4 separate regions of the Homo sapiens genome follow, and all the other regions are linked to region 1. The links are chromatin loops, found by intact Hi-C in ENCODE. Cell type or tissue: Panc1. All regions are shown on one strand. Links, peaks and the distances in the headings refer to the core of each region. The heading gives the core; the rest is flanking DNA. Region 1 has its middle 45 kb from the start of COL21A1. Region 2 overlaps LOC107986539 (a long non-coding RNA gene). Region 3 overlaps HMGCLL1 (3-hydroxy-3-methylglutaryl-CoA lyase like 1). Region 4 overlaps HCRTR2 (hypocretin receptor 2).

Evidence for each region. Hi-C counts contacts between places; a loop is a spot of excess contacts. Peaks named below come from ENCODE experiments on the same cell type or tissue, not always from the same donor. Only the 100,000 strongest peaks of a DNase experiment are listed, where the experiment ranks them.
Region 2: a loop joins it to region 1, with 19 times the contacts of the local background. A loop is called at or near these places in 96 of 110 quality-filtered maps.
Region 3: it touches region 1 in a loop (4-fold over the local background); 25 of 110 quality-filtered maps call a loop at or near these places.
Region 4: it touches region 1 in a loop (6-fold over the local background); 36 of 110 quality-filtered maps call a loop at or near these places.

Annotation. Positions count from the first base shown.
Region 1 is chr6:56,288,950-56,296,572 of GRCh38, forward strand. It overlaps a transcript of COL21A1 not described here. Among named protein-coding and RNA genes, the nearest start is that of COL21A1, 45 kb to the left of the region's middle. In Panc1, for the core only: CTCF peaks have their summits at 3,807 (motif pointing left) and 4,014; a DNase peak (open chromatin) is centred at 3,802; H3K27ac peaks cover 853 bases.
Region 2 is chr6:55,977,407-55,985,029 of GRCh38, forward strand. LOC107986539 (a long non-coding RNA gene) reads left to right here. Exons shown (of 2, transcript XR_001743880.1): 2 at 6,587-6,706. Among named protein-coding and RNA genes, the nearest start is that of BMP5, 110 kb to the left of the region's middle. In Panc1, for the core only: CTCF peaks have their summits at 3,387 (motif pointing right) and 3,591; a DNase peak (open chromatin) is centred at 3,435; H3K27ac peaks cover 1,176 bases.
Region 3 is chr6:55,445,965-55,453,587 of GRCh38, forward strand. All of the region lies in intron 7 of HMGCLL1 (3-hydroxy-3-methylglutaryl-CoA lyase like 1), which reads right to left. Among named protein-coding and RNA genes, the nearest start is that of GFRAL, 120 kb to the left of the region's middle. In Panc1, for the core only: CTCF peaks have their summits at 3,429 (motif pointing right) and 3,632; a DNase peak (open chromatin) is centred at 3,485; H3K27ac peaks cover 3,569 bases.
Region 4 is chr6:55,273,051-55,280,673 of GRCh38, forward strand. It overlaps HCRTR2 (hypocretin receptor 2), which reads left to right. Exons shown (of 7, transcript NM_001384272.1): 5 at 4,330-4,550; 6 at 7,273-7,394. Among named protein-coding and RNA genes, the nearest start is that of GFRAL, 51 kb to the right of the region's middle. In Panc1, for the core only: CTCF peaks have their summits at 3,878 (motif pointing right) and 4,101; a DNase peak (open chromatin) is centred at 3,911; H3K27ac peaks cover 1,152 bases; H3K27me3 peaks cover 276 bases.

The sequences.
Region 1 (7,623 bases), core at 1,493-5,492:
GGGTTATCACTTTATAAAATGATACAAACTCTGAGTCCTAAGCTATGTAAAATTGCCATATTATTTAAATTCTCCAAGTCTTGGTCATATTAACTTTAAAATGGAGACAAATTTTCCCCTTTAGAGACTAAAAGCAACATAGGTAAAGTGTGCCTAACAAAGCTCCTGACACAGTGCAGGCCCACTTGGTTGCAATTATTCATTACTGTGTTCACTCATTCATTCTTACTGATATTAACCAATTTCTCAATTCTTAAGGATATGCATTAAGCACCATGCTAGCAGCTAAAAGAAAGTTTCGATAAACATGTCAGCTTTCTCTCCACTTTGGGACTGTCATTCTTGTGACGCCAGAGTTCCTTCCAGCAATATACAATGAGACAAAGTACATAACATCTAAGGGTTCTGAGAGAATCCTTGCAGCTTGTACATATGTTGGCAAGCACTGAACTACAGTTAATTTCCAGCACCTATAATAAGTAGCAAACAAACAGAGCGTGCATCTTCACCTAAAATGCACATTATGGGACTATTTTCTCTCTGCTAAGGTTTTATGATAATACCTGGTTCTGAAACTTTATGTAGTCTCCAGCATCTAGAAAAGCCCATAGTAAATGCTCAGTAGATATATGTGTGTAGGATAAATGCCCTTGATAGTAATAATTTAACCATACTCTTAGAATGACCCTGTATAGCTAGATGCACCTGAATATGTGTTCTGAGCTAGGGAATCCGGGAATACCAACCTGGAGAGTCATTGATTACCTGATAGGAACATCTTAGCCCCTGGCCCCTTTCTTGGAACACAGGCTGTACAGGGGATTGAGGTCTTGAGTTTTAGGTTAAATGAAGGTTGCCAGATGGAGGTCGTTAAGGGGAGTCTATTATGTGAAAACGCTATATAAACTGCCTGATGTTTGCAACCAGTTGCGGTTTTGGTTTTCCTGCCCAGCCCACAGCCACTGGGCTGGGCAGTTATCTTGTGTAGCCCACCACCATTGGACTGTAGGAAGGCTGATACCTTGTCCAGCCCACCGCCACTGAATATGAGGCGGTTCCTAATCCAGCCCTCTGCCACTGGACTGTCTTCTTTGTAAGTAACCCCCTATTAAAACCCCATGTCTCACTTGCCAGCTCTAGGTCCCTTCTTCAGCCTCTTGAATGTGGCGCCTCCCCTGTTGAGGTTAACAGAGGTTTGGCACAACAGAATGAATAAATAAATGAATTAGCAAACAGATAAAGAGATGAGCTGGGTTGACCTTGCCCTGATCTAGAGATCAGGGTTTCTCAGCCTTAGCACTATTGATATTGTGGTTAGAATCATCCTTTGTCATGGAAGACTGTCCTGTGTATTACAGGATGCATAGCAGCACCCCTGGCCCCTTCCCACTTGATACTAGTAGCATCCCCCGGCTAATTCTGACAACCAAAAATGTCTCCAGACATTGCCAAGTGTCCCCTCAGGAGGACAAATTTGCCCCCAGATTGACAGCCATTGCTCTAGAACAAAGATTCTCAATTCTAGATGCATATTAGAATCACTTAGGAGATTTTTTTTTTTTTTTTTTGAGACGAAGTCTTGCTCTGTTGCCCAGGTTAGAGTGCAGTGGCATGATCTCGGCTCACTGCAACCTCCGCTTCCCAGGTGCAAGTGATTCTCCCGCCTCGGCCTCCTGAGTAGCTGGGACTACAAGCACATGCCACCATGCCCAGTTAATTTTTTTGTATTTTTAGTAGAGATGGGGTTTCCCCATGTTGGCCAGGATGGTCTTGATCTATTGACCTCGTGATCCACCCGCCTCAGCCTCCAAAAGTGCTGGGATTACAGGCGTGAGCCACCACGCCCGGCCAGGAAGATTTTAACAACCCACTGACAACCCAATGCTTAGGCAACACCTCAAACCAACTAAATCAAGCTCACTTGAGGTGACATATGGCCATTCCTATTTGCCTAAAGCTCCCAGGTGATTCAAATGTGCAGCCAAATATCGAGAACCACTTCTCTACACCTTTGAATAGCACTTCTGCTTGCCACTAAAAATGTGATCCATGGACCAGCGACTGGGCATTACCCGGGAGCTTGTCAGAAATGCAGAATCTTGGGCCCCACCTCAGACCTACTGCATCACTCAGGGTCAAGGGAAGGGAAAGAAACCACAGCAGTTATCTGAACAGTGAGAATCTTGTATAAAGAACTGTTAACTAGGGATAAAGTTAACTAGGTAATTGAAAGAGTAAAAGTAAAACTCTAACAATATATTATGGAGGTAACAATTGCAGAAAGCAGCTCCAACTCTAGAGTTAGGGGAACAAAAAGAAAGAGATTGGATCCCTGAGAAAGGGGCAGTTTCTTGGCCAGTGCTGGGGTGTTTGAAGGGGCAAGGTGAAGTTCATTTTGAGAGCACTGGAAAAAAAACTGCAAACTGGAAGCTGCTACCACAGAAAGGAACCGCTGCTGCCAGACTGAAGCAGCATTGCTGGGATGATACAGAAGCTGCAAACAGGCGGATGCCTTCTCCCACTTCTGGCCTTGCAGTCTCCCCCTGGCACCCACTACTGCAAAAGCTGAGCACAAAGTAGTGGGTGCTAGAGGGAGACTAAGAGCCAAAATGCGGGTCGCAGAGTCTAGCTCCAACACCACAAAGCAGAGCTTAGGAGGGTGGGTTTGGAGTTGAGAGGCAATAGCTGTAACTGGCACAGCTACTGAATCAGACTCGGCATTGTAGCAAGAACCCCAAGGGATTCTTACATGTACTATACTGTGAAAAGTCCTGTGTTAGAGGATGTCACTCTATCTTGACTTCTAAAATAAGTTATCTCCTGTTAGTCAGTAGCTTGGCAGCAATCCCCATTTTAAAATAATCACAATTCGTTCCCTAATGCTGAAGATACAAACCACTACTTCACCATGGTTTATCATCTTACATGTAAAGACTATTTTCAGGCCGGGTGTGGTGCCTGTAATCCCAGCACTTTGGGAGGCCAAGGTGGGCAGATCACCTGAGTTTTAGGAGTTCGAGACCAGCCTGGCCAACGTAGTGAAACCCTGTCTCTGCTAAAAACACAAAAATTATCTGGGTGTGGTGGTACACGCCTGTAATCTGAGCTACTCGGGAGGCTGAGGCAGGAGAATAGCTTGAACCCGGGACGTGGAGGTTGCAGTGAGCTGAGATCACACTACTGCACTCCAGCCTGGGCCGCAGAATGAGACTCTGTCTCAAAAAAATAAAAATTAAAAATAAAGAGTATTTTCAATGGGATGAAGAAATGAGTTCAGTCAAGGTGTTATCTCTAAAGTTAGATATTTTCTTGCCTGTTACTCTGCTTTTGTTTAAAATTATTACAAACATCTTTTTCTTGGTCCTTCCTTAATTGCCCGAGTAAATTCAAAAACTTCACTTTGAATTTATATATGGTGTAATTAATATCAACAAAACAGGGACCCCCCCCCTCCCCCGCCAAAGAGAGTCTGGGTTCTTGAACTCACCAGGGAAATAGTAAGTCCAGGCATTAAGTTTTTGTTTTTTGTTTTGTTTTGCTTTTTGTTTTTCCCCCATGCAGGTGCCTCAGCCTCTCACAGAGAAAGCCCTGTTAGCCAGAGCTTGGAGTATCTCCCTCTACCAGGCATCTGGCAAATGTGCCTGGTTCACCACAAGGGATACCAGGTGGGAGAACATAGTAGCTCAGTGCCAACACATGGACACAGCTGAAGAAATAACTGGTCAGTGCATGACCTTCTTAGGGGCATCAGCATATTCTCCTAGGTAACATCCACACACTGACAACACATTCCCTGAGCCAGGGTCTATTTGTGAATATTCCTGGTATGCTTCTGCCACCCAGTGGAGGATCTCTAACTCAAGCTTAGATTGTAATTGTAAAGTCTAGTATTTTGAATTTAAATCTTAAGCATAATTATTCCTGAAAGTTGTCAATCCTTTTAACAATTGTATTAAAACATCATTTAAAGTAGGATGCATTCATGTATGTGTTAATATAAAGTATATATACATATGTATTCAATTTTATGCTTAAAAATTTATAGTATGCTTTTATCATTAGACTAGCTCATATCAAAGTGCAAATAAAAAGTGATATTTTTCAAATCTAGGAAGATTCTGCATAATTTTAAAATACACTAAGATTGAGTTTGCATTGAATCTACAGTGAAAGCAGAAGTTTCCGTATATTTGTGCATGTTCAGTTTTTAGTTTTAAACACATTATTAATTCTCTTTCAACTTTTACGTGAAATAAAATTAAGTAATGTAAAAAGTGTCAATAATTTTGATTCAAAAGTTCTCATCTGTGTTCCAGATTTGCCAAAACAATGTCATTTTATACGATCATTGTCTTGTATATAGGATTCTTTTTCTCACATGTTTTATGAGTCATGTATTCTGAAATTTTCAGGTTTTTTAAAGTTTCCATGACATATGACATTAAGGATTCTTTTAGTGTAGATGAATGAGCTGATGAATAAATATGAAGATAAAGATATTATGACAGTCTTCAGACAACAACAAAAAAGGTGTAACTCACTATAATCATATTTACTATGTAGAAACTAGAAGACCTAGTGTCCAGTATTAAAAGAAAAACCCAATGTTAAACTGTCATATAAATGTATTAATTTTAATCATTAATGAAATAAAACATGAGATTATAGATAAAAATCTCTTCTAACTTTCACATTTCCTTAGGCAGCTTTGACTTGGTTGCCAAAAATATCTTATGGGAATCTTGATTTAAAATGAAAATTATCAAATAAATCTAAGAATTACTATGAAAAATTTATGATGAAGACACATGAAAGCTGATAATGATTTGGATTTTGAAATTTAATTAAAATAAATGAAAAAGTCCCATGAAAATTTCCAAACAGTTGGCTAATTATGCAAAATGCATTCAGCCATGAGAAACTTTTATGAAAGGAAGAAAGGTTTCTATTGTATTAAGTTGCAACTGAACTTGAACTGTAACAGCTGAGATGCGCTAGCGCCTTTTGGAATTTATCCTGGTTTATTGCAAAGTGCATATGGTGAAAACTGCATGTGGTGAGTCAAACGTAATTAAAATAAAACCACAAAATTGATTTGAAATGGCAATTTAGTTGAACCAGAACTGAACTCAAATTGTTATGTTACTCTACCAGTCATAATCACACTAAACTCCTATCTTTACTATACTAAATGGGACTATCACTTACAATTATATTTTGACTCTGAATCAAACAAAAAGGCAAGATTGAATTAAGTAGCAAATCTCTACTGCCTTTGTGAATTTATTGCATTGTGTGAGGGCTTAACTTTGCCATTTTCAGTCAAAACTGAAAATCAATCAATACATTCCATAGATTAAAAACTTTCAAAGGGTCAAGAAATAATGCATAATGTTCTACGGTGCATATAAAATACATTGCATATTTCTACAATGTATATTCAAGTGAAAAGCAATTTCACATATTTTTTGTTTATAATGTTAGGCTTTAGGTTTATAGAAAACTGATCAGAATATTGAGAATTCCTGTCTATTCCCTTTGCCCATATACACACATATATTTTCACCTATTTTTAACATCTTGCATTAGTGTGGTATATTTGTTACAACTGATGCACTACTGATACGGCAATACTAACGATAGCCCATAATTTACATTAGGGGTCACTGTTTGTGTTACACATTCTATGGGCTTTGACAAATGTATAATGTGTATAGTGGTATCTCATTGTTTTAATGTACAGTTCTCTAAATGACAAATGATGTTGAGTATCTCCTGTATGTTTATTTTTTGGTGAGGCGTCTGTTCAGATCTTTTGCTCATATTTTAGTTGGGTCATTTGCTTTTGTATTTTTGAGTTTTAAAAGGAGTTCTTTGTATATTTTGGATACTAGCCCTTTATCAGATATGGTGGCAGAAATTTTTTTCCCAGTCAGTGGCTGTTTCTTCCTTCTCTTAAAAGTGTCTTTCACAAAGCAGAAGTTTTTAATTTTAATAAAGTCCAACTTCTCAATTTTTCTTTCATGAATAGTGTTTTTGGTATTGTATATAAAAAAGTCAAAGTCACTTAAGAGTTTCTCCTGTGTTATCTTCCAGCTGTTCTACAGTTTTGCATTTTGCATGTACGTCTATGATCCATTTTGAGTTAATTTTTGTGAAGGGTGCAAGGTCTGTGTTTGGAATCTTTTTCATTTTATTTTATTTTTTTTACTCATGGGTATTCAATTATTCCAGTAGCATTTGTTGAAAAGATTGGGTTTTTTTCTATTGAATTGCCTTTGTCCTTCGTCAAAGATCAGTTGACTACATTCATGTGAGTCTATTTCTGGGCTCCCTGTTCCATTCCATTGGTCTATTTGCCTGTTCTTTCACCAGTACCACACTGTTTTGAATACTGTAGCTTCATAGTAAGTTTTGAAGTCCAGCTATGTCGACCTGCTGACTTTGCTTTTCTCCTTCAATATGTTTTTATTCTGGGTCTTTTGACTTTTCAAATAAACTTTAGAATCAGTTTGTCAACATCCACAAAGTAACTTGTTGAGATTTTATTAGGATTCCATTGAATCCATAGATGAAGTTAGGAGGAAATGACATCTTAATATTGAGTCTTCCTTTCATTGTATATGGAGTATCTTTTCATTTATTTAGATTTTCTTTGATTTCTTTCATCAGAGTTTTGTACTTTTCCTCACATAGATTTTGGACATATTCTGTAAAATTTATACCTGTTTATTTCTTTTTGGAGCTAATCTGAATAGTATTATATTTTTAACTTTAAATTTCAATTATTCATTCCTGGTATATAGGGAAAAAATTGACTTTTTATTAACCTTATATCCTGCAACTTTGCTATGAGTAAGGTTGCTTATTAGTATTAGGATTTTTTTGTTGATTCCTTGGGATTTTCCACATAGACAATCATGTCATCTGAAAACAATTTTATTTCTTCCCTTCCAGTTGGTATACCTTTGATTTACTTTTCATGTCTTTTTACATTATCTAGGACTTACAGTATGATATTGAATAGGGGTAGTGAGAGGAGACATCCTTGCCTTATTCCTGATCTTAGTGAGAAAGCATCTAGTTTCTCATCATTAAGTATGATGTTAGCTATAAGTTTTTTACAGATGTTCTTTATCAAGTTGAGGAAATTCCCTCCATTCCTAGTTTATTGAGATATTGGTTGATTTTAATGTAAATATTAGTATATTTCAGCATTAAAGTAATCAAAATCTGTCTTAAAACATGGTAGGTACTCTTTTCTTGTCTAACATAAAATTTTTAAGTAACAACATATCCAATATATATCATATTTTTAAATGAAGATAAGAAATGGGCAATCCAATTAACTTGCAATGGGTATAGTTAAACAGCAAGGGCATTTTCCAGTCTTCAGTGAAAACTATATTTAAGCAAAACAATTCTCCAATCTTCCTGGTCACAATCACTTCTTTAAACTATTGTATCTACTAATGACTTTAAAATTTGGTCCATGATACTTAGCTGTATCTCCAATTACCTCATATCTATAATGATACGTTTAAAGTATTACGTTCCCTCTCATTTTCTCTTGATACACAGACAGGTACCACCTATAATAAACATCCAAAGGCAATTTCGTAA
Region 2 (7,623 bases), core at 1,819-5,818, 310 kb before region 1:
GGCGGGAGAATGGCGTGAACCCGAGAGGCGGAGCTTGCAGTGATCCGAGATTGCGCCGCTGCACTCCAGCCTGGGGGAAAGAGAGGGACTCCGTCTCAAAACAAAAGAATGACCATCAAAAAGTGAGCAATTCCTCATAATTGTCCTTTAGCTGGGTTTAAAAGGTCCTCTCCAAAACAGCAGCAAGACCTCTTCTGTGATAGTTAAAGTATAGATATTCAGTATTGCTGGTGAAGGCATCTTTCTTTTTAAACACTTTTAACTAGAAATAACAGAGAGGAACTAACATGCTGAGAAGCTTTCTGACACTTTTGCTAGCAGATTCTTAGGGGAATGTGGTTCACTAGGTCTCAAAATATAAAGCACATGTTTGCAATTCAGAAACACTTGCAAACTGGGTATAGCTGTATACTCAACAAGGACTTCTCAAAATAAATGATTACTCGAGTTTGTATATACCTACAAACTGATACATATGTCATCTATGTGAATTTTGGTGTAAAATGGTTAAACCCTCTTGCTGCTGCCAAAGGAGGTGTATTTTAATCGTATTCCAAAGAAAGTATGATGGTGTCACCCACCAGGAAATGTCTGTTAGTTTACACCCCTGCTTCTAAAGAGAGTTTTGAAGTACTTCTCCATTGCCTCACCAAATTCCCATACTTTGTAGAATTGTGCAGAAAAAAAACAGAATGGGAACAAAATGTTTGATAGGAATTACTTAACAAAGACTATATGCTGAGTAAGTATATTAGCAAAAACTAAGATCTTTCTGCCTTATTAATAAGAAGGAAGAAGTGAACTGAACCCCACGTAAGGAGACACTGGGAAATGAGAAATGCAGGCCATCCCAGCTCAGAACTTAGAAACTTTGCCACTAGATTCAGGTTTATCAGTGATTTTGTTTTTATTGAGAAAGAACTAACTAAAAGCAGAATTCAAGGTACAGGATTTCTAGTTGAAATGTATGTATTTGGGGCTAAATTAACACTAGAGTGAAAACTGAATTGCTTACAATTTGTCAAGATTTCTTTGTTCTTAATCCAAAATGTGTTTTTAGCTTTCATCTCAGCTCCAAAGCACATAACTGCTAAACAATTTCCATATGGAAGCCATTGCGTTAAGAGTTCTGGACAAAATAATGATACATGGTTGCCTTAAAGGAGTTTACTGTACAGTTGGAAAGATAGGCATGCAGATACAAAGATATAACACAAGGTCCTATAAAAATCTATAGCTCATTGTTTGCAGAGATTTTTCATGCATTCTACATTTAATAGAATCTCTATTCTACAAACAATATAAAGCTGTAATTAACCCTTTAAAGCTATTTGCCAAAGTAAATGTAAGTAATTACATTGCTTTACTTAATTTTTAAAGTAGCAAAGAAAACTCTTCCAACTAAGTGGATTCATCTTGTTCATTGTACCTCCAGCATTTATCACGACACTTGTTATAGTAAGGATTCACTATTCCTCATAAATATATAATATATACAGTAATGGCACCACATAACAATGTTTTGGTTAACAATGAACCAATATGCAACAGTGGTCTCATGACATTATAATGAAGCTGAAAAATTACTATTGCCTAGTGGGCTAGTTATTATAACATCATAGAGCATAACCTATTCTAAGTTTAGATTTGTGTAGATACACAAATTGTGTAGTAATTGCCTACAGTATTCAGTCACATGCTGAACAGGTTTTTAGCCTAGAGGCAATAGGCTATAGCATATAATCCGGTTGTGTAGTAGACTATGCCATCTAGGTTTATAAAGTAGTTACATAAAGCCTAGATGGCATAGCTGACTACACAGTGTACTTACATAGCCTACTACACAGTGCCCTAAAGTTTATGTAAATACACTGTACTTATATAACCTACTACACACTGTACTTTCATAACCTACTATACAGTATACTTACAGTTTATAGTACTTAGTACACTGTACTTACATACTATGCCTAAAGATATATAATCCCCTAAGGTTACATTTCTTAGAAGAAATCCCTGTCATTAGGTGACACATGAATAAAATTATTATTTGTCAATTCCATGAAAATTTTAAAAGATTAGTGGAAATAATTTTTAAAATTCAGACTAATGTATAAAAACATAAAATAGAAGATAAAGATGACACAAAATTCAACCAGCTTTGTAAACAATCTAAAAGTACATTGTTTTGCTCAGATTTGTGATGGCATTCTTAGAAAATTATTGTAATTGGAATTGCTATGTTTGAAGTATATTTTCATGTTGCACTGCAATACTACTCTCAAAAAAGCTGACATTGCTTTACACTTCATTCACAAGTATATGAAATTCCTATTTCCCCAAAATGACCCAGAACTTTGTCAATGCTTCCTTTTTGGTCAACCTGATATGTGACAAATAATCTTGCATTGCTATTTTCACTTGCATTCCTGTGATTACAAAATAAAGCATTTTCTGTTCATTTTCCTTTAATACTTCTTTATGAATTGGCTCTTCTTGAAATTTTTCTCATGAATATGTAAGTTCTTTATACAGCACTATTATATAGTACCTTTTCCATCATATATTGCAGTTTTTTCTGTTCTGTGCATTTGCTTTTAATGCCATACACTATATTACTTATTATCAATATATTTTATTATTTATGTAACAAACCAACAAAAATTTTCCTCTTAGTTTGTGATTTTGATGTCATTTCAAAGGCCATTAACAACCCAAGACAACATAATTATTTCTCTGTAATATTCCTAGTTTTATTTTTTTCTTTAAACTTCAACATATCAAGTGTTTTAATGTAAGCTTGAAGTATCACTTCAAATTTTTTTCCAAGCAGCACAGTTATTCTAATGTTATTTGATAAATAGGCTAATAGCCTTGAAATGCTACATTTTTAAGACCAAAAAAAATTGTAACTGTAATTTTTTTAGTTCTATGTTATTTATCATTATGTCTATTTTGACAGTAGTTCCACGGTTTTCATACTACGGTATCTTTATAATATCTTTTGTATTATAATACTTTTTGTATTTGTATTTTGTTGAAAGCCTCCTCTCTTTTAGGTGAGCATTGCAGAGTTTCTGGACCATTCTTTCATGTTTATTTATTCTGATAAATCTTAAAATGTTTTAACGAGGTATTTCTCTCCAAATCTTATTAGAACTGGTTCTGCAATTCTCAGAATGTTGTTTACAATTCTCCATGAGGTAGTTATTTTGCTCAATTTTATTTTAACATAATTTGAATAAGTATGGAAGTCTTTGCAAGAAAAAAAAGGAATAAGTAGAACAACAAATCTGAATGAGAAAATTCACAATGTCAAAAATCTTGTCAACAAAGACCCCTAGATCTTTTCTTTCCAGGGAGCCTTAGGGAAAACCAACAAAAATGAAAACAGTGCTTTTCAAACCACCAGAGGGCAGTGCACTCAAAATAATGGATATCAGCAATCCTGAACTAAAGCCCAAAGTTTCCCTTCTCTTAAAGATAAAATTTACATAACAATAGACTCTTGGTTCATTTTAAACTCTGAAATAATTACAGTCCTTAAATCTGATATTAGCAATATGACATTTATTTATAATACTTAGAGAATATTCACAGAAATATAGTCACCACTGAATTTTTCCATATTAATATTATAGTCTGCCTGCCCAACCACTTTGCTAAAGATCTACATAAAACCTTAAGGTGTTCTGTATGAATGAGAATTCCTTGAAAACAGGAATTGTGCTTTCTCACCAGTCGTTTCTTCTGTACATGGACAGGACTCAGTTTATTGTAATAACTCAATATCTAATGAATAAAAAACAAAATAAATGATTTGTAGTCTCGGCCCTACTCAATTTCTGCATTAATTCAAATGAAACCTGCATTACACTATGAGCTATTGCTACCCTTAGGCAAGTGGGTTCTCTGCCCTGAGCCCTGCACTTCATCTGGGCCTCTTCCAGCAACAACCCTTCTCCCTCTGGCCAGGATTACTCTCCTTCCCATGGGCAATGCAATAGGGCTACCTTTCACATCATACTCTGGGTGTCTCAGACACAGATTCACTGAAGCCCCTGTGTAGTTCTACTTCTCTAGGCCCATCTTACCCAGAGTAGATTATGTAATGGGTGTGCACAGGGCAGACCCAAAGAGTGGCTGAAGGGGTGCTATTTCTTTGGGCTGTGGACAGAATTTTATTGTGCAATCTGGGATTTATGGACCAGACAGATTCAAGGAGAATTTTTTTCTCTTTCTTCCTTATGTTTCTGGGTCATATAATTTTTAACAATAATTACCTATTACTTGTATTGTTTTTAAAACACAGAGAGAAAGGTGTAGAAGTAAAATCCACTTCACTTGGGGACAGATTGGATCTACAGAATGATGGGACAACTGACCTTGTATATCTTTCTGGCATGGGGACTGGTTAAACAACACTATCATCAAATGAAATTTGCAATTCTAGAAAAGGAATAGATTTATGCACATGGCATAAGAATGCTAAATTCTGTGAAGAACAAGTTGTATTGAAGACCTGTGTAATATCTATGTGCAACTATCTAGAAAGCAGTCAGAAATTTTTGTGGAGATCTCAAAAGGAAGGTTTTGACTAGATCATGCATTTTTGAGAGGGGTCTATGTATAGCTAACAAGCAAAAAATCTACTGAGAAAAAGTGTAGAAGATACAAAAAGAATAAGACCAAAGTCAGTACCATTTTAGAATAAGAGAGAAGAAAATGACATGTTAGAATAAGAGAGAAGAAAATGACAAAGAGCATTCACTCAGGAGAAGGATCAGAAAAGCAGAAACAAAGGAAAAGTTTCAACAAATACAAAGACTTCTTGATGTCAAATGGAACAGAAAAATCATATACAATACATTCTTGCAAGCACTGTCTGGATTTGTTCATCAGGAGGTCACATGTGACCTTGGAGATAGTCATGTCAGTGAACTGTCAGAGTGAAGTCAGAGAGCTGTAGGCAGAAAAAGGAAAGAGAGGTAGAGAAATAAAGCTAATGGAAGGTCTACCTTTTCAAGACTTCTTCCCTGGAGATGATAAGGAGAGAAAGAGTGCAATACCTTCCAGCTTGATGGAAGAGGCTACTTTCAGAAGAAGCTGTAGGTTAATAATAAGCAAATCTGAAAAAAATGTCACCTGAAAAACTGCTCCCATTGGAAACACAAATGCAACCTCTATCTCTGCTATTTTTCTGTTCTTGACTCCCATCCAGCAACATCCATCATCAAGTGGTATCAATTAGAAATCAAAGATTAAAATAAAAGAACTAATTCCTGTCAACAAGGTAGAGTTTCTCTTCCATGAAGATTAACAATAATCTTTTATTCATCATCTTTTGATCATTTTCTTGGAATGTAACTCTGGTAATTGAAATCTCAATTTATTAACAAGACAATAGACAACAGGGTTCTAAGCAGTAAGTAGTAAGCTGATACGCAAATTTGCTAATGCAGAATCAGAAGCTAGTATAAGAATCCTTAAGGAAGTCAAAAAAAATGTAGGCTGACTAAAGTGTTTTAGTTTCCTTTGGCATTTTCATCTTGGCTTTAACTTCTCTTCTTACAACTAAATTTGTAAGTAATGAAGATTTAGTATTGATTTGTGCCAGCATGGATTTTCATGGATTTATTATTGGTCTAATTCAAACACCACTTCTTGGCTCTTACCAGAGTCACTTTCCTCTGGCATATACTGCAGACTTCCCCTGCCCTGCTCCTCATTGTTCTCTTCTCTCACACCCAGCTTGAACCATCAGCCATTGCTAATTGAGCAGTTTACATCTTGCCGCTGAGTGGACACTGCTGTCTTTATGTAGATGTCCACAGGAAACAAGGCTGTGAACTAAATCTGATACATTTTAAAGTCCAAGAAAGGAACCCTAAGAAATTGAATCCCATTCCCTTCTTAACTGTTTCAAGCACTCTCCAAAACAACGCCTTTCTGAGCTCTTCTGTGAGACTCTCCACTCTACTTTTTGAAACTCCATTTGCTTCTCATGATATCCCACCACCCTCTCTACCCACGCCCATCCTTCTAGCACAGTGCCCTAAATCCGATTCATTCCATCCATTTAATACTCTGGGGCTGGGGACCAAGGGACAGTCAACAATATGACTAATGAGGAACATGACCCTCCTTTCCCAAAATAAATGCTATGTGAGTTGGGGAAAAGGAAAGTGGGTACTACAAGCCTCACAGGGCCCTTAGAATGCTTTGGGTTCCCAGCTGCAGGAAGACCTCAAAGGACACACCTCTAGAGGACAAAGAAAAATTGTCAGACAGCATAGCTTGAACCCATAAGGAAGCATGAAATAGTTTCCCAGCTGCCTCCAAGCTGCTTCGTAATTTGGGAGGCACCTCTGCCTCCTCTGATACAGTGAGTCACAAGATTAAATAGAGCAGTAATTGTACGTCTCAAGGGTGGATCCCTTAAGAAAAAATAAGTTTGGAGATAATTGTTCTACCAAGTCCTTAATAAACTTCTTTGCCAAATACCCTTGTTCTCAATTTCCATTGGCGGGGGGTGGGGCAGAAGGGGGTGGTTTATGCTCCACTGACTTCTGCTTATTTCATTTAGGAAGAAAATCCAAAATTCATTGTGATGTGATGCCCAGGATACCAACTGACCCATTTGACAGTCTTGATGAGCCATCTGTTTTTGTTGTAGCCAAAATCTTCTCATCACAGCATCCTATGGTGAGCAAGAGATACGTTTTTAGATGTTATCCTTGTGCATTTATACAGTACCTGTGATATGATTCAAGGTATCCTAAAGGGATTACCAACACTTGTTCAGTTATTCATTTAACCAAACTATTTGACTGTCTTGCTGTAGTCATGGGAATTGTGACTGATATTGGGAATATCACATTGAATAAGACGTGGGTTCCTGCCTAGGAGCTTACAGAAAGTAAATAATTAGCCCTGAAATAGTGTGACTAGTGCTGTGATAGAATGAGGCAAAAGGAGCGACGGGGAAAGAAAGGAAACACACTTGAAGAAATCAGAGATAGCTTCTAGAAGGAACTATCACTAAAGCTTGGCAGGCATACCAAAAAGGAGTAAGCATTATTGTAGCCCAGAAAAAACAAAAGTATATTCTAGTAGTGGGATCAGCCAAGGAAGATAAAAGCCTCAGATAACCTGGTTAGAGAATTTAAAAAGGCTTATTATGACTAGAATGCAAGGTTTAATGTAAGTAATTTTACTTTCATCAAACAAATTCAGAATGTGTGGCAGAGATGTTTATTTTGTTTAAGGAAGAAAGTGGTGGAATCTTCAATAGAATTATTGTATTTGATCCGTTAAGTTCAGAAATTTTAGCATATATAGTTTATTAGTGTGTTTTCACACTGCTATGAAGACACTACCCAAGACTTGGTAATTGACAAAGAAAAGAGGTTTAATTGACTCACAGTTCCACATGGCTGGCAAGGCCTCAGGAAACTTACAATCATGGAGGAAGGGAAAGCAGGCACATCTTACATGGCAGCAGGCAAGAGAGAGAATGTCAAGGAAGAACTGTCAAACACTTATAAAACCGTCAGATCTCATGAGAACTCACTCACTATCATGAGAACAGCATGAGGGAAACTGCTCCTTATGATCCAATCA
Region 3 (7,623 bases), core at 1,774-5,773, 840 kb before region 1:
TCTTACTAAAGGTGTAGAACACATGAAAATGTGGTTCAATATATTCAGCATATTTGTATTTTTCCTTTGACTTAAAAGTGTTTATTAAGCACACTCTTTGTGCCAGGGACTTGGAATAAATAAAAGTCCTGTAGCTCACAGAATTTAGCATTATAAACTAAAGTGACTATATATTTTGGCTGTTATTGAGAAGTAGCTTATGACTATCTAATGAGAAGCAACTGTTATTAGTGCTCAGGGAACCAATGTTTTCTAAATTATATACATATTTATATATTCATATATAACATATATAACATGTATATTTATAACATATTTATTTAAATATTTATAACATACATAATATATAAATATATTTTTATATAACATATATAAATACATTTATATAATTATAACTCTAAGGACTGAGATGTCCTTGGCTTCTCATTTTCTCTAAGTTCACAATTAAAGCTATTAACTCAATGGCCCAGGATACCATAAACCTGGTGAATTCAGTTATGTGTGCTCCGTCTACTTGAGCTCTCTGCATATGTGCTTGGACCTAAGGCCAGAGAGAAATGAATAAAATGTTAGTGGCAACTTTTTCTGGAGGAGAGCAAATTGCCTGTAGATATGTCATAAACATATCATGTCTGTATTCTAATCTTAGGTGAGCTCTGGGGAGTATTGATTCTGTATGATGTTCTAATGGTCTGATGTTGCTGATATGCTAACTAAAAGTACCATCACAACTTTTTCTTGTTGCTGTATGGTCTTATAACCCAAATAAAATGAATACATACAACAATAAAGGGAGTAAAAAATCATCTTGCAAAATTTCTAATCTATATATTCATGTTTTCAAAATATTTTATGAAACCTAAAATTTTAGTTATTGAGGTTACTAAAGTCCCAAAAAACAATTAGATCTGGATTATTATTTTTGAAGTCATCTACATTTTTTATCCCCTAAGATCAGTATTTTATTTAATAATCTATAGTAATGTTAGATTTAATTTAAAATAAAATTTCTGAAAGTGAAAATTATTCATTTTAACATGAATATTCATATAGAATAAAATATCAAAATATGCTTATTTTCCAATATTTTTATTCTCAACTTGTTTCTCATAGCTACTATTCACTCTACCAAAGGACTGAAATTACCCATACATGAAGTATTACTCGTAGTTCAGTGGCCACGCTTATTTCCAATAAGCCCAGATGTTTGCTTCTCAACCAAGACTCTAAATAGATACTATATGAGCTACTGTACCACCTGAGAGAGAACCCTACTTGCCATTGATGTGTATTGTGAACATAATATACGTGATAGGTAAGCCATAGATAATGAACAGTTAGCCTACATGAATAATGTCAATGTTTTAGTAAACAGGAGTATATATAAAAATTGGTAAGTAAATAATAGGATTATATATAGATGCAAAGAGAGAGAGCTATGTTGAGGAATGACTAAGCTAATGTGATTATTAATCAAAATAATTAGACTTCTCATCTTTAAAACTAGTATTCCTAAATGCTTCACTCCTCCTTGCCTTCAAAAGGAGATAGATTATATTTCTACCTTCACTGGACATATTCAAATTGAGATAGAAATGGGAGTGTGTACACTGAAGGAAGTAAGGAAAAAAAAAGCAAGAAAATTTTCAATTTCTTTAAGACTAAAAATAATAAATACTATTAGCAAACATTTGCTGAATTGCTTACTTTTTCACAAGGATTGTACCATGTGCTTCACATATGATAAAGCTCCACAAAGTCAACCTGAAGTGGTTAGTAACACATGCCCATTTTACTCATGAGTAAACTGAGGTTCATGAAGGGCAAGTGATATGTCCTGCTTCATATGGTTAGTATGAGGCAAGGTAAGAATGCAAATCCAGGTTTAACAACTGTGTGCTACTGCACAATATTAATAGTTAACAAAATACTGACGATATGCCGGACATATTACTAAACACTTTACATGCATTGATTCATTGAATCCATATAACAACTCCAGGAGGCAGGGTGTGAATTAGAAGAAGAACATCGACAAATCAAAAGGCTTCCTTTTCTTATGAGACTTTCTGAAAAGTTTCCACACAAGTTAGCAACATTAGCAAACAACTTCAGAAAGTAAATATTTGTTGTCCTAGTGATTGTATTTCTAGGAAGCTAGCCCAAGAAGACAGCCAGAAATATTCAGATAGATTGATGTTCAAGGATGAATATTTTTTGTAATGTTACTCAATATTAACAGTGAAAATAAGTTCATAGGTTAAATGTTGAAAAATAGAGACAGAGTTGATAAATTACATAAGATTGGCTATCATGAAATAGTAAAATATTTCTGTATAATACAATATTATATATACAAAAATATAAATATATAAATATATAAACAGTACTATATATACAAAAATACATAATATGAAAAAATGAATAGGAGAAAATGGAAGATAAAAGAAAAGGATACTAACTATAGTTCCATTTATTTGTGCTTCTAGATTTTTTTCCAATCCTCTATAATAAATATATACCACTCATATATTTAGGACAAATGAACTTTATTAATAAAGGTCTATCTACTTTTTTTCATAGTCATTTCCTTCTTTTGCCAGTATCATACCCCCAGAAGTATTCTGGTCTATCTCAGGCTCACATGGCTTGAATTCCATTCAAATTCTGTAGATGATTCTTCTCAGAATCATCTGCTTTTGCCTGTTGTTGATTGGATAATGCTCCTATCACTTTACTTCTACAGCCATCCACATTCTCTAACATCTTGGCATAAAATAATTAGACCAGTGCTCCTGAAACTGTAATGAACATATGGTTTCACTTAATAGGTCTGAGGTGGTACCTGGGATGCTGCATTATTTACAATCCTGAATTATGCCAATACTACTGGCCCCCAGAACACACTTGAGTGGCAAGAGACAACAGATCTTCCTGGAAACATCTCAGATGTTAACATATCCAGCTTCAGTCACAGTGGCTCCCTCATGCCTTGTTCAGTATTTCTCAGAATGATATCATCTAAGTTTTGGAATCACCTGATGTCCTATTTAAAAATGCAAAAAGGTAGCACCTAAAAAGGAAACTGAATTTTTCTTGTAAAGTATATTTATTGTTTCAAACTCCAAGATGGTTTTTATGGATAAAAACATTGTGAAAATTTCTAACCTTGTGGCTGAACTGTTTATCTGTGGCAGATAGAGCTAGTTTATTACCAAAAATCTGTTTCTTCTTCCAGGACCCTCAGCTAGCTGATATTACCAAGCTGCCCTGTACTTAGGTATGGATATGTGACTACAGTCTAGCCAATGGCATGCAAGCAAAGTGAAACAGGCCATTTCTAAAACCAGTCTTCTTAGAGACTACAAGCATTCTTCTTCTTTAATAGCCAAACGCAGATGACATTGAGGCCTTAGGGAGTGGTGAGCCACAAGGTGGAAGCAGCCTGAGTTCCTCAATGACCACTTGGAGGAGACAACACACTCATTTACCAGGAACATGTGTGGTGGGCTGTTAAATCAGTGAGAAACAAACATCTATGTGTTGGAGTCATTATTCATTTCGAAGTGTGTTTTTATATCAGCATAGCCAATTGGAACGGATATACCAATTGATAAAAGGTTAGATTAAAATCTGCCACTTTGCTGGCTGCTTTCTATTTGTTCCACACTTTTAATTTTTTTCCTCTTTTCTGCCTTCTCTTCTGCTAATTGAACGTTTTACGATTTTATTGGATCTCTTCTGTTGACTTAGTATTTAGATTTCTTTAAATTGTTTAGTAGTTGTCATCTCATTTACAATACACATCTTTAATTAACCATAATCTATCTTCAAATAACCAGTCACACACAGGGAAGGAGCTGCTAACAGTATATTCTCAATTCCTTCCATGCAGCCTTTGTGCTCGTGTTTCCCTGTTACTTTTACATAAATAAACTGATAATATATTGCTACTATTTTTTTTTTACTTTAGTTAGTCAGTTATCTCTTAGAGCAATTAAAAATAAGGAAAAAATGATCTCATCTTGACTTATTCCATTTCTGAGTTCCCTGAAGGAACTTGGCTAGAATAAAAATGGCAGAGGTTCAAATCCTGGGTTTTGGTGAACACTCACTTTTTGGAGGTGGGAGAAAGAAGATGAGTTAATGAAAGAGACAAGGAGTTCAGGAGGAAGTTCAATGTCACAAGCCAGGGTAGAAAACGTTTCTCCAAATACATACCACAGTGATGAGTGCAACAGATGGTTAAGGAAAATGACAGCTGAGAAAATCCACTGGATTTATGCCATTGACAAATTTTGAAGTTGATCATTTCAGCAGAATGGGAGGACAGGATAGAGCTGGCAGAAGATTTCAAAACAAACGAAGAGCATACAGCCTACTGCTTAAGAAGTCAGTTTCAGAAGACAGACTTCCATTTGAACCTGTTGTGCCATTTTAACTGTGTGATTTTGATAATGTTTGTTCAACCTCTGTTCCCTCAACTGTAAAATGAGTATAATAGTACCAATTAACAGGCTTGTTGAGGATTCTATGAGATCTTTCATGGAATGTGCTTATCACATAGGTTGGCACATAGCAAAATGCTGGATTTTAAAAGTATATAACAAAGATGTGGAGGCAGACAGAGGACATGTGATAAAAGGAAGAAGAGAGTTGAGGAAGAAGTTGAGGGGGGTATGTGAACAGAGAGATATCTAGGTTATGTGAGAAATATAAGTAGAAAACCATAAAAGACAGAGCTAATTAAATGGAAGTAAGGGATGATGCCATGAATAGAGGAGAAAATTAACAAAGAAAAAATCTTATAGATTAGGATAAGTTTTGGGACCAGGGCAGAAACAAGGAGGTGAGCCAGGAAATAAATAGAAAAAACTGTCCTTTGAGTTAGGGTGTAAGGAGAGACAATACATATATCCCTTAACAGAGATATGTTAAAGGAACAAGGGCCCTGAAGCTTTTGTAGAAAACAAATAACCAATCTCAAAAACACAGTAATTGAGTTCATTGGCTGAGAGTCATACAAAGAGTTCATCTCATTTCTAGCTCCCTAACACTTGCTTCTTTTGGACTCAGCCAGGCCCTGCTCTCACAATAGTCTTCAGTGTGTGCACAAAGAGAAGGGGATGGAGCTAATGGTTATGGGGAAGAGAAGTAGGAAGAGAATGAGAGAGACCACAAACAATATTGTTCTGACAATATCTATTCAGGTGGAGGTCCCCATGTATTTTTCATACTAATCTGCAAATCACAGACTTTTACAACTAGATAATTTAGCCAAAATCCCTTATATGTTTAATGATTGATTGATTTAAAATGAATTAGGCCCCATAGTTCTTAACAAAGAACTTTTGGAGGTTATCAAAAGTTACATAGGGCTGGGCGCGGTGGCTCACACCTGTAATCCCAGCACTTTGGGAGACTGAGGCGGGTGGATCACCTGAGGTCAGGAGTTCAAGACCAGCCTGGCCAACATGGCAAAACCCCGTCTCCACTAAAAATACAAAAATTAGCCGGGCACGGTGGTGTATGCTGAGATCGCGCCATTGCACTCCTGCCTGGGCAACAGAGTGAGATTCCATCTCCAAAAAAACAAAAACAAAAACAAAAACAAAAACAAAAAAAGTCACTTAGGTGGTCAGTTATAGGCAGTTATAGTGATGTATATAGAACTTAGAACTTAGGCCTTTCTGTTCCTGGAATTTCACTAGGAGGTAGGAGGTAAATAACTTCCAGTTCCAAGGTAGATGTTAGTGGGAGACATACCTAATGTTGTGAAAATACAACTAAATGTTAATAAGTTTTTTTAAGTGTATTAAAAGACAAAAGAATTGAAAACAGTGGTTCTGACAAAGAATGAGCAATGTTATAAATATTAATAAGCTAGTGATGGCTTGTGAGAATGTACAGACCAGATTTTTGAAAATAGCAAAAGCAGCAGGCAGTATATATTAGCTTCATGATGTCTGGAATTTCACTTTATCTCATTCCATTATACCTTCAGCATATGGCATAATACCTAGAACATAATAAGTTATTATTCAAATATTCTTGAAGGCATAATTGAACAAATAATGAGTATGGCACAATACTGTATGTAATATCAAGATCAAGGTGCATATAGGCCTATATATTATAAAAACTGAAGACACAGCACTGCATGTTTGAGGACACAAAAATAAAGGAACATTTGAGTGGATCACTACCTATCTTGTTTTCTCCTTAAACCTTCTCCTCTTGGAAGTGCCTCTCATAAAGAAGGGTTTCTGGAAACTGCTCAATGACTCTTTTATTAATCTTGGCTGCAGCTGATTGGACTTAAATTTGGTCAATCACAGTCTTCTCACCCAGACTTAGAACAGACAAAGACAGAATCCGTCTTTATAAGAGGTGAGATGTACAGCAAATGAACTGTGGACCAGTAACTTTTTCCATGAATAACGGAGAGCAGAGAAATTCAATCTCTAGTAAAATGAGAAGTGAAGCATAGGTGAATCAGAGAAACATGGCCTGAATTTCTGACAGATTTTCAGTCCTTCCTGAGGTCCAGCTTCATTCCCTTACCAGCTTTGTTTTTGGAAGTGGGTACTATTATTATCATCCTCATTTTTTAATTGAGGAAACTGAGGCATAGAATGTTTAATATGATCATATATAATGTTACATGTTTGGCAAAAGGTAAAGCTGAGATTCAGAATCAGGTAAAAAAAGACTTCTTTCTAAATCTCTGTTCTTGACTTGTGTGCATAATTTCTCCAAGAAGTTTCCTGAGACACCCCTGTGTCTTCATAATAAATTTTCCTTTTTTGTTTACGGTAGCCTGAGTTGGCTACTGTTGCTGGGAAACAAAGACTAGTAACTAGCATCATTAAGTTAATGACTTGGCAGAGAAGATATTCATTAATACAAAGAACTTTAATACAAAGTAGAATGTCATAGCTATTATGAGAATTATAAACAAAGCTATTCAGAAACACCAGTGAGATGGTTTGTATATTTTGTGGTGGAGCAAGGAAGGGGTGGAGGAGAGGAGGGATAGTGAAAATGTTGTTATAGTTTGCCTCTGAATTGGGCTTTGAAGGATATTGACAAGGGTGGGGAGAGGATGTGGGAAGAGGTATTCTACAGAGAAGAAGCAATGTGGAAAATCATACATACGATGAACATGCCAAGCATGTACTAAGAAGTTTGTTGTTGTTGTTGTTGTTTGTTGTTGGTTTTGTTTTGTTTTTGAGACGGAATCTCGCTCTGTCGCCCAGGCTGGAGCGCAGTGGTGCAATCTCGGCTCACTGCAAGCTCCACCTCCCAGGTTCACGCCATTCTCCTGCCTCAGCCTTACCAGCAGCTGGGACTACAGGCGCCCGCCACCACGTCTGGCTAATTTTTTTGTATTTTTAGTAGAGACGGGGTTTCACCGCGTTAGCCAGGATGGTCTCGATCTCCTGACCTCGGCCTCCCAAAGTGCTGGGATTACAGGCGTGAGCCACCGCGCCTGGCCAGAAGATTTTAATGAGATGTTTATTGTAGGGGCTTTTGGGATATGGATGGAGCATAGCTCCTGATCATGGGAAGCCCTGTGCCTTGCTATAGGATATGAGCTTTATTCTCTATGAAATGAAGGTC
Region 4 (7,623 bases), core at 2,237-6,236, 1.0 Mb before region 1:
AAATTACAGTCCTCGTTATAAGAATTTAGCATGCAAATCTTATCAGAGCAGTACTGAGGTAAACAAAAAGTGTCAAGAAATCATGGGATTTAATGTGAAAAACTCCCTCAGTGTTGGAATACAGTCATCTTCATATGGTGGTGGGTGTAAGGGGCAAGGAAAATTTTCATGGTCCCTGCTGAACAGGGAAATGTAAGGGGATTATTGTTTCATAGAAGACCGCCAGTGCCTACCAAATATCTGTTATACTCTATTATGATGAAATGGGTAATAGGTTAAGGAATACCATAAGGGGAAAGGAGACTTGTCCTACAAGTTTCTTAGCACTTAGCAAATGGAGCAGGCATTTGCTATGCATTAAAAAATAAGCATCATCCAAACTCTCAGACTCATCCAGCCACAAACTTAACTTTTTGTTCCTCCTCCTCCCAGATAAAATTCTCGACTTATTTCCATTTGTCATCTTTTTCTCACTAACCGCCACCTCCACTGATGTCTCAGCCCACTTCAGTGTAGCTTCAGCTTTCATCATTACAGTGAAACAGCTTACATGAAAGTTACCAATGATTTCTAAAGAATATATATTTTTAAAGTTTATTTATTGATCTTTTGGCAGCATTAAGCAATGTTGTTTGTGGTTTCATTGCTCATATACTTTCTTCCTACTTTGATTTGAATACTTTTTGCTTTGAATACTTACCTTTCCTTCCCTGACCAGTAAATGCCACTTTGCTAGGTCTCTTCACAGCTCCATGCTTTTTTTCAGGTAGTCCCTTGCCCAGGTACTTTTTAAGTGAGGTGAGTATCAAATATATATACACATCAGACTAGTCCTCTGGGATACACACAATCACAAATACACTTAAACACTCAATGTACCTTTATTATAAATCTTGAAATGAGTTTTTATAAGTCTTGCAACCAAAGTTTAAAAAAGAATAAATTCTTTTTTTAAATTGCTTTGGCTATTCCAGGTCTTTTGCACTTTCATAAAAAATTAAAATTAGTACTTTCATTTCCAGAAAAAAGACTGTCGTGGTATTGAACGTGATTAATTGCATTAACTCTATAGATCAATTTGGGGAGAATTGCCATATTAACAATACTAAGCCTTTTAATGCATGTCCACAATGAATATATTTATTTAGGAGTTCTTTATTATCTCTCTGCAATGTTTCATCATTTTCAGTATATATATATATATATAATGAAATATATATACTTATACATATATTTTATGAAATATATATACTTATATATATATTTTATGAAATATATATACTTATATATATATTTTATGAAATGTATGCCTAAAACACATTCTTTTGATATTGAAACTTTTAAAATTTAATTTTCCATTTATTGCTAGTATGTAGAAGTATAATTGATTTTTTTGTTTATTGATTTAATGACCTGCTCCTTGCTAAATTCTTTTATAAGTTCTAGTGGGTTTTTGGTAGATTCTTTAGGATGATCTTTGTAAGCAATAATTTCTTCTCAATAGAACCAATCTGTAGGCATTTTATTTATTTTTCTTTTCTTCTTGTATTGGCTCAAAGTCCAGTACAATGTTGAGTACGAGTGGTGAGAGAAGACTTGATTTTTTGAGTGGTAAGCCAACACTGCATTGCTAGAATAAATCTGATTGAGCAAATGGTATTATCCTATTTATATATTGCAGGATTTAATTTGATAACATATTTTTAAAGAGATTTTTATCTCTATTCATGAAGGATATTTAGTTGTTAGCTGTCTTTTGTTGCCATATCTTTGATTACAAAGATAAATGTGACCTCATGAAATTTGTTGGAACATATTATATTTTCTGTACATTTCATTAAAAGTCTGAACAAGATTGGAATTATTTATTCTTTACTGTTTGATTGAATTCATTAATGGACCTATCTGGGCCTGGAGATTTTCTTGTAGCATAGTTTGTAAGTACAGAGTCAGTTTTGGTCATCTTTGTCTTTCAAGGGCTTTGTCCATTTCATGTAAGTTGGCAAATTCATTGTTTATTCATAATGTTTTTAATGTTTGTAGCATGTTTGCCTCTTCCTCATAACTTTATCCTGGTCACAAACATTTTTTAAGACAGAGTAGGTTTTAAGGTCCATCATGTACATGCTATTTCCAATTCATAACTGTGGTAATACATTTTTCAGGGTGTATTTTTGCATTAAATATGATTTATAAAGTTTATTCATAATAGTGAAATAAAAGTGGGGTGCATGTATTTTACTTAATCCTTCTCAGTGCCTGCTTGATTGAAACCTCTGAGATTTACAATAATGTACTTTTAGGGATGCATTAAGGATTACTAGTGCATAGTTCCTGGAGCTCAGTAATGTCAGTTATTCCTCTTAATTTTATACGGAGTTTCTCTGAATTCTCCATGTCTCTAGACAGCTTATCAATGGAGAAATTTATGTGTCCTCAAAATGAATGCAGGATTCAGCATCTTCTATCCTTATTTAGATCATTATCTAAAAAGGGCATCACTACATTTTTTTTTTCCCGATTTCAGGGACCATAGCTTTCTCTTTATGAAAACTGTATTTTTTTTTTTTTTTTGAGATGGAGTTTTGCTCTTGTTGCCCAGGCTGGAGTGTAATTGTGTGATCTCATCGGCTCATTGCAACATCCACCTCCTGGGTTCAAGCGATTCTCCTGCCTCAGCCTCCTGAGTAGCTGGGATTACAGGCATGTGCCACCACGCCCAGCTAATTTTGTATTTTTAGTAGAGGCGGGGTTTCTTCATGTTGGTCAGGCTGGTCATGAACTCCCAACCTCAGGTGACCGAAAACTGTTTCTAATGGCGGCAGAAGTCATCAGATGCAGAATGTAGATTCTCTCCTTCAGGGGAACAGTCAGTGATAGAATCACTAAAATTTAATTGATCTATCAGAGATCATTTAGAAGACAGTTCAAGATCATTTAGCAGACACATACAGGCTTTTCATGATAGGAGTCTCCTGGAACATTCCAGCATCCATTGCTCATTCTTTTCAGTTATTTTTTAAAATTGCTTTTTAAAATGAGAGTCACAGAAGAGAAAGTTCCTATCTCTCCCCAACCAGTGGGTTAAAAGATTGAGTTGAACCACTACTATGTAAAAAAGATTGTCTACATGACAAGACATACAGAGTGAGAAGAAAAATAATTTATCCGATATTTTCCATTCAAGGGCAGGTCTTTGTTAACATCATTTGCCTCTTCAAGAAAGAAAATGGTCAAAGGAAATGTCATATTAATTTATCTGTGTGGACATATAAGTAAAATTCTGTTCTCAAATTAAAGATTATCGAACAGACTTTGATCTGGTGGTGTAAAAAGCAACAAAATCTATCGAACATCTATTCTGAGAAACCACAAGGACACATTGGTCAGTACTGGTTTGCCGCACAGAGACAGAAAGTAAAAGCTGAATAATCTTAACAGAGCTAAGGTGGCCTTTTCTTGTGTTTGTTGGCACATTTTCCTCTTTAAAAAATTATGCATGCTGAATTTTATTGTTCTGTTCACTAAACCCTATCAATCTTCATGAGCTTACAATTAAGAGAATATTGTACTTGGAGGGATTCCCTGCTATTATCAAATAACTTTGAAAAGAAATGGAAAAGTACAAGTTGTGTAATTACTGTTACAAATTCCAGCTATTTGAAATATTAATGTAAGACCGCAAAAAATCCTCAATGGGTTTGTGTGCATTTTAAAGGGCTGGACCACAAAACTGATTTCAAACAATTTCATAACTACAAATAGTGAACAACAAAAAATACTTGATTTTTTAAAAATATCCTTTCATTCAAAGGTTTGCTTTGTCCGAACTCGAGAAGCAGAAAACCTGAAAAGCTACAGGTAGTTAAGTTCTATCTCTCTGGCAGCAGATGGCAGTATTGATGCGTGAAAAATCCATAACAGGTTGCTTGACGTTACTTGCTGGGTTTTCCTCTGCTTTAAACTTTGGTATCTGAGCTGAACAAAAATTCCTAATAAGATAATATGGCTGACATCCCTTTATCATTCTCCTTTCCCAAGCTTTGTTCTTTTTACAAGGAAATATCTTTTCCACTTGCAGCTTTCTTTAGACATTGACAAAATTTTGATGTTTTAACTTTTTTTTCCACACAAACTCCTATTTGGTATTCGTCTGAATTAACGCCAAGCACATACTAAGGTCAGCAAATGCTCTGGAGAAACAGGCGCTCAAACCTCCCACACCTCAGGCGTCTGGAAGCCTTTCCTTACTGTGTTTTCTAATTACTTCCCCAAAGTGGAACTTTCCTAAGTCAAATTGCAATAAGGGTCTGTCTCTTCTCCTTTCAGATCCCTGGAACATCATCTGTAGTTCAGAGAAAATGGAAGCCCCTGCAGCCTGTTTCACAGCCTCGAGGGCCAGGACAGCCAACGAAGTCCCGGATGAGCGCTGTGGCGGCTGAAATAAAGCAGATCCGAGCCAGAAGGAAAACAGCCCGGATGTTGATGATTGTGCTTTTGGTATTTGCAATTTGCTATCTACCAATTAGCATCCTCAATGTGCTAAAGAGGTAAAACTTATCTGTTATTTGAAAATGAAATAGCCTGCCTTTTCTTGATTCTTAATTAACTTTTTTTTTTTTTTTAACTAAGCCAGAGAAAAATCTAAACTTTCTGCTTAGATACCTTGTCAGGCCAGATGACTCAGTTATGTTGTTACCAGCAGGTAAGGCGAACAGCCTTTAAGAGTGCTCAGACATGTGCTTTTGTCATGCGTATTCTCAGTTGCATGGCAGACATAAAACAGATGTTTCTCCAATCTCTTCAAGCTAGTTGCTAAACCTTAGATGCAGACAAAGTTCTAATGCGTAACAACTCATTTACAGCTTGCAGTTCTTTCTTGATGAGAACAAACGGGTTTTTCAAAACTTCGTTTCCAAAAACATAGGCAATTGTGAGAGAATTATATCTTAAGGATAAAAAGAGATAAGAACCTTATGTTAGTATTCTAATTATACTTAAAAGTGCATTGGCGAGCACTTTTTAAAAAAAGCCATCAAGGCAGATATGTATGTCGAATGTCTAAACAGAAGAATTCATTTCCTGAAGTCACTGAATGAAGCTCAGGGCAGATAGTAATAAAAATCAATGAGGGAAAGTATGCTATTTGCTACAATGCAGGCACAACTATTAAGTTAAAAATTTTGACCCATGACATGAGCAGCAGATGCAGAGGCAGTGGTACACACTAAACTTCATGGCCAGCCAACTTTATTGGGAATTATCGAAACTGTTCCACATAGACTGGTCCCAAGGCAATACCAATTCTTGTTTACAACAGGCTTCGAACTTAAGCTAGAATTGCTCCTCTCACTTTGGCCTGATTCAGAATCAATATTATATTCCTCACAGCTGGGAACTCTGAAGAACAGCAGCTTTGGCTGGAGTCAGAAGAAGTGGTATAATCAGCCGCAAAGGGTTCTCATTCTCTTTGGCCCCTGTTTTTGATGGTTTAACGGCTTTTTCAATGGAGAAGAAATGGAGAACAAACTTCTGTTCAGTGATACTATTTACTACAGTCACAGCCTTAAAGATATATGATTTTTTTTGTGGCCTGGGTCCTTGAGACATATGCCAGCTCACAAGAAAATAGAAATTATTTTGCCCTCCATATCTTTTTGTGCTTTGCTTCTTATTAATTATTATTATTATTATTATTATTATTATTTTTGCTAACAGAAATTTAATACAAATTTATTATGGCCACCTGCTAGATACTCTCTTCTGCTTTTAAGAACTTTATAAACATGTTATGTTACTGGATGGGTTTTATTCTTTCTTTCTCTTTCTAATCTTTTTTCTCTTTTAGTCAGTCTAAATTCAATGAAAATTGGATTTACCTCTCTCTGGGTTACGTATTTGGATTTCCTGTATCTCAGAACTTGCTCTTTCCTTTTATTTCCAACTACTTTTTTTGTCAATAATATATGTCTTATTCTTCTGACTCAAATCCCTTCCTTTCCAAGGAAAACAAATAACTTTCAAAGGAGCAAGGCTGTGTTAAATTTAAGATATTTCAAGTTTTGGGGCATTCTACTCTTTTCCACAACATAAAAACTTTTGAAAAAAAGAACTTGAAAATTGTTTTTCTTGTTACCACACACATTTTTTTTCAAATGCTTATATTTATTTATCCTTGCATATGAAATTTGTTTTTTCTTTCTCCCACAAAAACCATTCCTAGCTTTTTCTCCTTAAAACTTAACTTTTTGCCGAATTAGTCAAAAGCAATTTCTTTACAACAGTTCAGGTTTGTCCAAGATTTCAAAGACATTTTGAGGTAAAGGGTCATAACATAGTACAAATTTCTTTTGTCCGTATTATTTCACTCTATATAGTATTTTTGTAAAACTCTAGTACTCTTTATACCAGAAATGGTATAAGGTACACCTTATACCAGAAATGCATTGTTGTCATGCCTTCTTGCTGTAACACACACACACACACACACACACACACACACACTGATACAGACAATCGAAGATGGAGACTTTAGCAGGAAATATATATGATTTTTGGCCTATAATCTTATTGAGTAGCTGTAAGTTATCTGTTATAGGTTAGTGATTAGAATTTATAGATGGAATATTTCTAAGTATGGAGAAAATTTTTTAATAGTCTTTAAGGATAGCATAACAAAACATTTTTTAAAGTTTAAAATAATACATGAAAAATTAACACTCATTAATTTTTAAAAATTACCAAAATTCTGCCCATCGAGAACTGTTTCTTCTCTGGGTATTAAGGAGTCCCAGAAGGCAAGTTTCAGATAGTCCAGGAAGATTGGAGTTGAAGGCATATGATACTTTGATCAATACATAAATGAAAGTAGGAAGAAGTACTTGAAGACTATCATTTAGGAGTGATTTTTAAATGATACACATAATAGAATATTAATACAACATTATTCAATTGTATTTAGAAAGAAAATGAAATAAAGAAGATATATATTCAACTTCCATATTCTTATTTACAAGAAATACTGCATCTGCTATTTGTGGGAGGGAGAGACCCTTCTCTGACCTGATTTGGCTTTTGATTTATTGATTGTGCTGTGGAGGTTCTGTTCAGGCACTGAAGTTATTCTAAACCAATTATGGGGTCAGAAACCAATCTGTGGTCAATTCCTGCAACTGAAGAGGACAGGAGTCAGACCATCCTCTACCAATAGCCTTGTTCACCTTTGAATTTAATTATTTAAAAGACACTTTTCTGTTGTTTCTTTTCCTGCAGAGTATTTGGGATGTTTGCCCATACTGAAGACAGAGAGACTGTGTATGCCTGGTTTACCTTTTCACACTGGCTTGTATATGCCAATAGTGCTGCGAATCCAATTATTTATAATTTTCTCAGTGGTGAGTTTTCAACTGTTCTTCCATAAGCCACAATTGTAACCAAGGATGAGGAATCAATGAACACTCTTCAACTATATGAGGAGTTTAGTTGCTATGTGAGTTGTATTTTTTCCCTGACCTGATTTATCTTGAGTTTCTTCTCTTTTGAGGCAAAGTATTTGTTACTGAACTCATCAGAGAAAATGAACTGATTTTTCCATGTCAAACGTATAAGAAATGTTATAATAGA